Regions from separate parts of the Homo sapiens genome. Here regions 1 and 2 are each linked to region 3. Evidence: chromatin contacts called from ENCODE Hi-C or POLR2A ChIA-PET data. All regions are on one chromosome and are shown on one strand. The core of a region is the stretch at or near the end of the contact, and the rest is flanking DNA. Distances in the headings are between cores, read along the strand shown.

Evidence for each region. Hi-C counts contacts between places; a loop is a spot of excess contacts on that map. ChIA-PET counts read pairs that join two places held with the same protein, here RNA polymerase II (POLR2A). Pooled maps may share reads with other maps.
Region 1: a map of ascending aorta shows a loop between it and region 3 (10-fold over the local background). The contact joins the promoter of SLFN5 here to the promoter of ZNF830 in region 3. A Hi-C loop is called at or near these places in 6 of 168 maps with a recorded cell type or tissue (B cell, ascending aorta, endothelial cell of umbilical vein and 2 more), 7 of 37 single-sample maps with no recorded cell type and 23 of 50 pooled maps. POLR2A ChIA-PET finds 5 or more read pairs at or near these places in 2 of 52 experiments (HEK293T and Panc1).
Region 2: a pooled map shows a loop between it and region 3 (11-fold over the local background). The contact joins the promoter of SLFN12 here to the promoter of ZNF830 in region 3. A Hi-C loop is called at or near these places in 8 of 50 pooled maps.

Annotation. Positions count from the first base shown.
Region 1 is chr17:35,241,122-35,244,321 of GRCh38, forward strand. SLFN5 (schlafen family member 5) reads left to right here and starts at 1,951. Exons shown (of 5, transcript NM_144975.4): 1 at 1,951-2,022. It overlaps LOC105371932, which reads right to left and starts at 3,030. Exons shown (of 4, transcript XM_047437262.1): 1 at 2,990-3,030; 2 at 1,801-2,098; 3 at 1,505-1,704; 4 at 1-849. The coding sequence starts at 3,030. The coding sequence ends at 402. RefSeq lists enhancers at 1,703-1,762, 2,283-2,392, 2,366-2,994.
Region 2 is chr17:35,430,554-35,433,922 of GRCh38, forward strand. It overlaps SLFN12 (schlafen family member 12), which reads right to left and starts at 1,947. Exons shown (of 4, transcript NM_018042.5): 1 at 1,635-1,947. RefSeq lists enhancers at 1,857-2,582, 1,951-3,150, 2,079-2,298, 3,119-3,358, 3,309-3,369.
Region 3 is chr17:34,959,746-34,962,868 of GRCh38, forward strand. ZNF830 (zinc finger protein 830) reads left to right here and starts at 1,795. Exons shown (of 1, transcript NM_052857.4): 1 at 1,795-3,123. The coding sequence starts at 1,822. The coding sequence ends at 2,940. CCT6B (chaperonin containing TCP1 subunit 6B) reads right to left here and starts at 1,715. Exons shown (of 14, transcript NM_006584.4): 1 at 1,512-1,715. The coding sequence starts at 1,648. RefSeq lists a silencer at 1,245-1,539 and enhancers at 1,259-1,308, 1,409-1,628, 1,679-1,758, 1,839-2,088.

The sequences.
Region 1 (3,200 bases), core at 701-3,200, 280 kb after region 3:
CCTGGCCAACATGATGCCATTTACATGCAGCTTAAACGCATATACATGTGTTGAATCAGTGTCATGTGTTGATGAGGGACATAAACACATTTACTAAAAGTATAAACAGTTGCATGGGAATTAGTAACTTTAAATTCATAAAATTGTACTGGCTATCAGGTGAGTAGGGGACAAGTGGAATGAGGGAATGAGACCAGCTGGGTACCCAAATATTGCTAATGTTATTGCTTAAGCTGTGTGGTGAATACACAGGTGTTCAATTTACTATTATTTCGCACTTTCCGTGTACTTTAGCTATTTGACAATACATTTAAAAATCGAAAACTTATCCCATAATCCCAGGCTCCAGAGGTGATAGTAGGTGGTGTTTTCCAGACCTTTCCCGCTGCCTTGATTTTCTGTTAACTGGCCACCATCCTTGTCTCCTCGCGCTGCCGGTCGCTGCAGAACCCCTGCGCGGAGGGACTGCCAGTTCCCAGGAAGGTGCAGGACAGCTGGAGCCTCTTCTTCTCTGGGCAGGGATTTAAATGTTCTTGGGTAGCCTCGCCAGAGACCTGTGCGGCCCTACAGTGACCTTCTTTCCAGCCACTTTCCCATGAGCTCAAAGCTTTGGATTCTGTCACTTGCAAAGGGTCAGGCCTGATCCCTTGCGGGTTCTTGAGAAGTGAGTAAGACTTCCAGCGCCCCGGCCCAGACTGCGACGACCCAGACTGCGACGACCCAGTCTGCGCCTGGCGCAGGCTCCATAGACGGCTTTTCTTCAGCTCTGTCCACTGAGACCTCGAGCCCTTGAGCAGAAGATGGGAGAGAGAGGGTCTTGCTGGGCGGGCTCCAGAAGTCCTCCTGGCTCTGGGCGCAGGAGTTGGAAGAGAAGAGATAGAGAAACATCTACTCACCAGAATTGTAAACTGGAAGAAGGGTAGAGGAAAGGTGCCTAGAGAGGGCAGCTGGAATCAGGATTGGGCTGAATATTTTAGGAGTCCCCAAGTGCTACTTCTATCCGCTGGGAGCACGGGTTCGAATCTGCCCCCAGGCAGCCCGCTCCTGGTTCTCTTGTCCCCCTGTGCTGCGGCGGGGCCCACTTCGGCCCTCGGGTTCCCCGCACAGGCCACACAGGGCAGCAGCGCGCGCCGTACCCACGGGCAGTTCGAGAGGGCCGCGCGTGGCGGAGCCAGGCCCTTCGCCAGCGCCCAGTACAAATTTAGTACTAGAATTAAGAGAAACACACTGAAATCTGACAGCCCCGCCTAAGACCCGGGCGTGAGGAAGTCTGCGGTGGGTGATGAATACAAAGAACAGTTTCTCTTTCCTGTCAGTAAAACGCTGTTTCCAGAGCCTGCCAGGTTTCGCCCCAGTGGCCACACCTATGCCTGGCAGGTGCTGGTCCGAGCCCCTAGCGCCAGCAAAAGAAAGGAGGCGGACGCAACATTCTCGAATTACTAGGAGAAGGAGGGAGGCTTTCCCTTCCCCCCAGTGCCCCATGTACCAACGCGTCTCGCCATACCCCTTGCCCCTCTTCCAGCAGCTGACGGAGTAATTCGAGTAGGAATCGAAAGATTTGGAGGCGCCGGGGGAGAAACCTGCGGAGCGCTCTCCGAGCCTGTGGCGTCCCAGGAAGACTCCGAGCGGGGCCAGGGAAGTTCTCTGGAGGACATGGGGTGGATACCCAGGTCTCCTTCCCTGGGTGAAATAAGAACTGAAAATCTAAAAATAAAATAAATAAAATAAAATAGAAAACACAGAGAAGCAACAAAAAAGCGCTTCCCCTCCTCAGTTCTCCCCAGTCCACCCAAGGTTTACCAAGACTGTTGTAGTTGCAAGAGTGGGCTTCCGGCTCCACGTAACGATGCGATTGGGCTGTACCTCTGTCTGTCTCCTGCGCGATGTCCCGCCCCGGGAGGTGTCACGGAACTCAGCTGATATAAGCCCGGGATCCCGCCGGGTCAGGTTCTCTGCTCTGGACTTGGGAGGCTCCGTTGCCTGCTCCCGGAGGGAGACGCGCTGCCGAGGAGAACCCAGCGGGTAATGAATCCCCCGCGCTTCTTTGCCCAGGCCTTCCCCAAACCTCCCCCCGGTCTGCGCGGGTTCTCCTATTGGGCTGTGGTGAAGACAAGGTGCGGCGACTGCAGCTCCCCAGGTCTGGGCGCTGCCGGGAGAGAGTCTTTCCCGCTGGGGAGATTTAGTTTGTTGACTCAGGAGCACCTCCAACGACAGCTAGTGGCAGAGGACCCGGGAGCTGGGAGGTTCGGAACGCGGGGCGAGCTGGGGAGGAGGGAGAGGCGCCGACCCAGCGCAGCCTACATCTTAGCAAACCAAACCTGGCAACATTTCCCCACGGTTCAGGAGCACGAAGGACTTAAGGGAAAACGACGAAATCGGGGCTCCCGAGGATGAAGTTAAATGGGTTGTGGCCTGGGGACAAATAGGGCCAATGTCCAGTCTATTACAAGAGGCTTTGTTCCAGAGGCTTGCCTATAAGCCCCTGGCTTGGAACGTCAGTCTTCAAACTGTAACAACAGGGGCAGGCTACTAGGGTAGCCCACAAAGCCCTGTATCCCCCATACAGTGACTAACTAGAGCCCTAGTTGGTCATATCCGCAGTGGCTGAGACTGCGGTGTGATTCCGTTTCCCTCTTGCATGTGTCCCGGGAGCCCGAGTTGTCGAAGCCCAAATTCAGGCTCAGGAACCTGATGTGCTGTTGATGCCAAACACTGACACACAGATGCTTGGAGACAGAGGAAGATTTATTCCATTTGGCCAAAGCGAGAAGGCAAGAGGTCAAGATCTCTCAAATCCACCCTAACAAAAAGAAGTAGTGGGGAGTTTTTATGAGACCAGGAAGTAAGGGAGGGGGAATTTCAGGGAACCTCGGGGAAAAGTCTTTCTTCGTCTCAGATTACATCTTGAACCACCAGACTTCTGGGCGTCAGCAGCTGGTCACAATGCCCTTAAAGGCATTCATTCCTTCTGCAAAATTTTTTTCTTGACTCTGAAGCTATATCCTCCTGCTTGACAAAGAAACGGTGCATCAGCAGTTTATAATTATATTGCTAGAAAAAGGAATATTGGGCAAAAAGTGGGTAGTTAACATATGCAAATAAGCAAGGGCCTCATCGGAATTTTCATGGTTTCATCACTAAAAATGTTGGGGTGCTGAAATCTTGAGGGGCTCGGTTGCACCAGAAGGGGATCCTTTGTC
Region 2 (3,369 bases), core at 697-3,196, 470 kb after region 3:
TTCCAGTTGAAGAGAGACCATTTGACATTCTAGAGATGGCTGCATGCAAACATCGAAAACCTTTGAGAGAATACAGTGCACCAGGGAGCCTATTATTATGATGACTATTGGGAGGATAATACCAAGAGTTTGGAGGATGCTCCTTGCCCAGGGTTCCCATAAACCAAACCAGTTAAAATTAAATAGATCAAATAATGAACTAAATAAAGAATCTACCAACTTAAGTAAACAATCTCCTCATTAATCCCCTACAACTGAATCTCTTAATCTTCATTTAATGTATTTCTCCATAGACTCTAAGTGCCAGCAGCTGCACAGATACTTCTCTGTTCAGCCAATTCTATCATAACTTTCACAAAAGAATTTAAAGTCTGTTGTGTAACTATGGCCTTTACAGTAGATGTTCTGAGAACATCTATCCTATGGGTTCTAGGTTGTGAAGGGGTTGATTGTTCTCAGTGAACCATAAAAAGCTTTCTTTACCTGGTGAAAATACACTGTAGCATAATCATGGGAAAAGCTTTTATACAACAAGAAAACATGCATTGAAAGTGACATTGAATAAAATCCCTTTGTAAATGTTTAAATGGCCCATCGGGTAGCCAAATGTACCTGAAGCTTTGATTGTCTTCCCAGGAATATGGATTTGAGAAACCAAACATTGGTTATAAACAACTTTAGCAATTTATAAGTCAGCGGTTTCCATGGCAGTTTGATTTTTAAAGGTCAAACTTCCTCGCACTTCAAAGAACGCTGAGGCCAAACAGCACCAAAGGAGAACATCACACTTTAACCCGACACAACCCTGCTTAGAACAGCAGCACAAGAGCCTGCATACATGCAACTCCATCCCACTTTACCATTCAACAGCAAACTCCAGATTCCAAACAATATTGAGGCCAAACACTACTGCAACCGGAAGAGAAAATTCTAAGGAGGGCTTAGTACTAGGCCTAAGAACCTCTACCAAAGGAACCCCCTTGGAGAGGCTGAGGTCCAAAGGATCCTCCAGAGCATCCCCCTTTAGGGTCCAATCTTAGAGCGTCAGACGTCTCTGACCTTAGGTGGTCACCAGTGCCACTTTACATGTTTTCCCTCCAGAGGGGATGGCCTACTGTGAGCTTTCCTTTTGTCTCTGGATGAAGGCCTTGACTTCTAGCATCCTTATAATTTGATAAGGCCATGCTTTCCCATGGTTCCCATTCCACTAGAGTGATAGTCATGAACTTTAATGATATGAAATGGAGGCTAGGTGGGTTTCTTTTAACCTTAGCCAGTAGAGTAGGGGAAGGGAAGAATTTAACATAAGGAAAGAAGGTTTAAGTCACCTGAAACACGTGTGAGTTCGCCCTGGAGAAGCTGCGTCACACATAGGGATCAGGGACCACAACCAGAAAAGACAGAAAAGAGCCCTTCCCGCTTCTGGGCAGGGCAACTATCCCCATTCACTCCTTGGCCTTCAAGGCAGCACTGGAGAGTAGCCCCCGGCCAGAAACCTGCAGTCGCCTCCGTGTCTAGGCGCTACCCACCAAGGATCCCACGTTGGAAAGGAAAAGAGAAAGAGAGAGATTTACCTGTATGGAGCAGAAAGGAAAAGGGAAAGGAGAAAAATAAATCCCAGACTTTGGGCTTACCTCCTGGTTGGCTTGCCAAAATATGTTACCAGTGAAGAGTGTCCAGGTTCTTGGCGTGTTGAACAAAGAACTGGACAAACACACAAACAAAGCAAGGAAAGAATGAAGCAACAAAAGCAGAGATTTATTGAAAACGAAAGTGCACTCCACAGGGTGGGAGCAGGCCCGAGGATAGCGGCTCAAGAGCCCGGTTTCAGAATTTTCTGGGGTTTAAGTACCCTCTAAAGTTTTCCCACTGGTTACTTGGTGTGCACACAATGTAAATGAAATAGGAGCCCGAGATCAGTCTGAATGGTTGCAGAAAGCGATCAATGGGAGGCTGAAGTGAAGTTACAAAGTTATGCCCTATGAAAACATCTGATTGGACGCAGAAAGCGAAGTTACAAAGTTACATTCCTATGCACATGAAGACTTGGCCCTGGAGACCAGTCTGATTGGTTGCGGGAGGGGACCAATCAGAGGTATTTTCAGTTTTTCATCTGCCATGTAGAAAAGGAGGGGCTACAAAGGAAGTTTGTGGAAAGTTGGGATTTTCCTCCAGACCCTTATTCTCCTGCTTCAGAAGGGAGAGAAAGCAGACCGGGATGGGGGTGCGGGGATCTTCCCGGGAGTGGTGGGGTTGTGTTACCAGTGCCCCACCTCCTCCCGAGCCAGCAGACTCCCCAGAAATGAAAAACTAAGGCTGGAAGGTTTAGCGATGGAGCAGGACCAACTTACCAGCTCGCGGTGCTCCCTAGAAGCTGGATTCTTCGCAGGTGCGAGCACACCCCAGATGCCAGCGTGGACCCTTGAGCAACTGGAAGTTAAAAACCCACGAAAACAGCTCTGAGTGATCTCTAGGGAGCTCTCGTTTCTTTTTCACCCATGTGTATTTTTTAAGACAAAAAGAAAAAAGGTAATTTAAAGAAAACAAAGAACAAAGGAACTTGGCGAGGCCCAGGCTACAGTCCGCGGGCTCACTCTCCACAGAGTAAAAAGAACGCGAATCCTTTTCTGTTTTCCGGCCCTCCCCATCCTGGGCTGCGGCTCCACACTTCCCCAGCGTGGCCTGCATTTCTATTGGGCAGCTGGCGCTCCGGAAGTGTCCGCACTCTTTATTATCGACTCTGCGCCTTTGGGCAATTGTCACTATTTTGGTTCATCAAAATTGAAGAAATACCAGGCATTCTTACCATGCCCCTAAAGGGGTGACTCAACCTTTCCAGCTGTACTCGCATTCCCAGAGCAGCACTGCTGCCCCCTTGCTTAAAAGCACGGTTGCCCCCAGGAACCAGGCCAGGGCAGCTGTGGATGGACAGGAGAGGACAAAGGTGCAAGGAGCGGATTGCTCCAGGACAGACAGATTCAAATACCTACCCCTGGCAGTGTAGGGAGCATCTTGGGGCCATTTGGGAGATTCCTTTATTGGGATGCTCCAAAGGCTAGTCTGGCCGGATACAGTCCTCCTGCCACTTTGCTTTCCTTTAGCCCCCTTATTATGATAATTATGGTAATACATGTTTTTCCTGCTAACTTGTCTAAGAATTGGTGTCTCAGTACATAGCTTTTGAAATGCACACAGGCCACGATGACTCATCACAGGGGAATGTGCAAGTCTGAGTTGCTCCTTCTCCGCAAGCTCCACCTACCCCACTCTGGACTGCATTAACTGCCTACTGCCTATTCTAAAATCTTAAGGTACCTAGGAAGAGTACCTATTCACATTAAATAACGTATATATTGAAAGCACATAGCT
Region 3 (3,123 bases), core at 545-3,044:
AAACTTCCACTGTACCATGGGAATATGCCATGGTAATTACCACCATTTGCAGCTCACAGAATCATTTCTCCCCAGATGGACAGATTATGGAGATTTCATTCCAAATGGACTATTTACAGGTTTAAAGATAAAAGCACTTGATGAGTTACGAACTGTGGTTTGGTCAAAGAATACTTGGAAGTCTACAAAGCACAAATTCGCAAATTTCCTGCAGGTTTTAATTTTGGTGAATGTTTTCATTCATTCAGTCACTCAACTTAGTTTCCCTCATCCCTGCATTTATTAGATCACCAAGTTCTATCAATTCTACTACCTAAATATCTCTTGAATCTGCCACCTTCTCTCCATCTCCACTGTTATCATCTCTACTTTGGATGGCATCCGGATATCTCCAAACTTAAATATACCCTCCACACATTTTTCTTTCTAAAAGGCAACGTGATTCAGTCAGTTCCCTGATCAAAAGTCCTCCAATGATTTTTATGTTTTCCATCATTTTCAAGTTAAAATCCAAACACAGCAATGACATACTTGACCTTTCCCAATATCTTCCCTGCCTCATCTACTTTTCCACAAGCAAATCTTCTGGTTCCCTTAATATACCATGTTTTGTTTCGTTTCTGTTGGATTTGCACCATTGGTCTTTCTTATTCCTGAAATTACTTTGCCCAGGCCTTTACTCCCTCTTCCAACTAGTGAAGTCTTATTCTTCTTTCAAGACTGATCAAACATGTTACTTAAGATGCTTTTCCTTCTGCCATCAGTCCCTTTCTTCAGCATAATTATATGCATCTATATATAATTAGCACATCCTACTCTACCACATCCGTCTCTACCACATCTCCTTAAGAACAGAAACCGTTATCTTGATCATTTCTGTGTCCCAACAACTGGTACCTAAGTGACTTATTTTACCATTAATATTATTTTGTTCATTACTATGAGGATGTGTCTCTCCTCTTATACCCTTTTGCCCTCACTGGTCTCTTTTCCTCACTCTTGTCTATAGAAAAGGGTGCTTAATATATACTGAAAAGATGAATAGATCTGAACAACCATAGACACGGGGTATTCAAGTAGAACTTGGATTTGACCCCATGCCTTCCTGGCTCCAAAGCCTGTGTCCTCTCCACTACAATACATTGCCATACAAAAAACAAAACTACTTGTTGAATTTATGGACCAAGGGTATACAGTCTTAAGGAGCAGAGGAGTTAAATGCTTTGTTTCCAATGAGACACTAAATTAACTGACTTTCTAACTGCATATGAACCTTGACGACAAGTCGGGGGTCGGGGAAGCGCCACAGCTTCACTCCCGGGGCCCTCTACTAGGGGAGGCTTTTCTCCTCCACCTGCACCAGGCGAGAAATACCCCCAGAGCAGGGATGAGAATGAGGGAAATCAAGCTCGCAAGAACATCCACAGCGCTACGCGGACGCCTGCCTCAGAGGGCGACAGGACACCAACGGGCCCCTAGCCGCGTAATGGCCGCTCCAACCGCTGTCTCACATTTTCATGGTGCCTTTAGGACCCAAGTTGGTCCGCAGCACATCCTGCAGCCCTCGGGCGGCGCATATATTGACAGCCAAAGCTGCCCGGGCCCGCGCCACCTCAGCCTTGGAGTTGACGGCCTTTATCGCAGCCATAGCCTAACCGTTCAGAGGGAGAAAAAAAAAAAGCCTTAGTCGCGATTCTGAGCAAAAACGGCAATGCGACGCCACGCTCTCTTGAGCCTCGGCCAATCATCGCCCTTACAGGAAGTGACGTTATCATGCCTCGCCCGACGGAAACCAGAATCGTTTTGGGTCTGGTCGCCAAGATGGCGTCCTCCGCCTCCGCCCGGACTCCGGCAGGGAAGCGAGTGATAAATCAGGAAGAATTGCGGCGGTTAATGAAGGAGAAGCAGCGTCTGAGCACCAGTCGGAAACGGATAGAATCTCCATTCGCGAAGTACAACCGTTTGGGGCAGCTGAGTTGTGCCCTGTGTAACACTCCGGTTAAGAGCGAGCTCCTGTGGCAGACTCACGTCCTGGGAAAGCAGCACCGAGAGAAAGTGGCCGAGCTGAAAGGCGCGAAGGAAGCCAGCCAGGGTTCGTCCGCCAGTTCAGCGCCTCATTCCGTCAAGAGGAAAGCGCCGGACGCAGACGACCAAGATGTCAAGAGAGCGAAGGCCACCTTGGTGCCTCAGGTACAGCCCTCCACATCTGCGTGGACCACCAACTTTGACAAAATAGGAAAGGAGTTCATTAGAGCGACTCCCAGTAAGCCTTCAGGACTCAGTTTACTCCCCGATTATGAAGATGAGGAGGAGGAGGAAGAGGAGGAGGAAGGAGATGGAGAAAGAAAAAGGGGGGACGCCAGCAAGCCGCTCTCCGACGCACAGGGCAAGGAGCACTCAGTTTCCTCTTCACGGGAGGTAACAAGTAGTGTGCTGCCAAACGATTTCTTTAGTACTAATCCTCCCAAGGCCCCCATAATTCCTCATTCAGGGTCAATTGAGAAAGCAGAAATACATGAAAAAGTGGTGGAAAGGAGAGAAAACACCGCGGAAGCGTTACCGGAAGGTTTTTTTGACGACCCTGAGGTAGATGCAAGAGTACGAAAGGTTGATGCTCCAAAAGATCAGATGGACAAAGAGTGGGACGAATTCCAAAAAGCCATGAGGCAGGTCAACACTATTTCCGAAGCCATAGTTGCCGAAGAGGATGAGGAGGGACGGTTGGACCGCCAGATTGGGGAGATCGATGAGCAGATAGAGTGTTACCGACGGGTGGAAAAGCTACGGAATCGCCAGGATGAAATAAAAAATAAACTTAAAGAAATCCTGACCATAAAAGAACTGCAGAAAAAGGAAGAAGAGAATGCTGACAGCGATGATGAGGGGGAACTACAGGATTTGTTGTCTCAGGATTGGAGGGTGAAAGGGGCATTGTTATAGGGTTTTAAAGACCCAAGGTTTCTAACAGCCTCTGCTGTTGTATAAAAAGTGCTGTCTCTCAGTAGTATAGCGGTTACTTCATGCCTCAAGATTTGGGTACCTGGATTGCTAAACTGGATTGTTGAGATAAAATGAGCCAGTGAGCTACAGCACTTTGGAAAATTTGTGTAACATGTTTTTGAG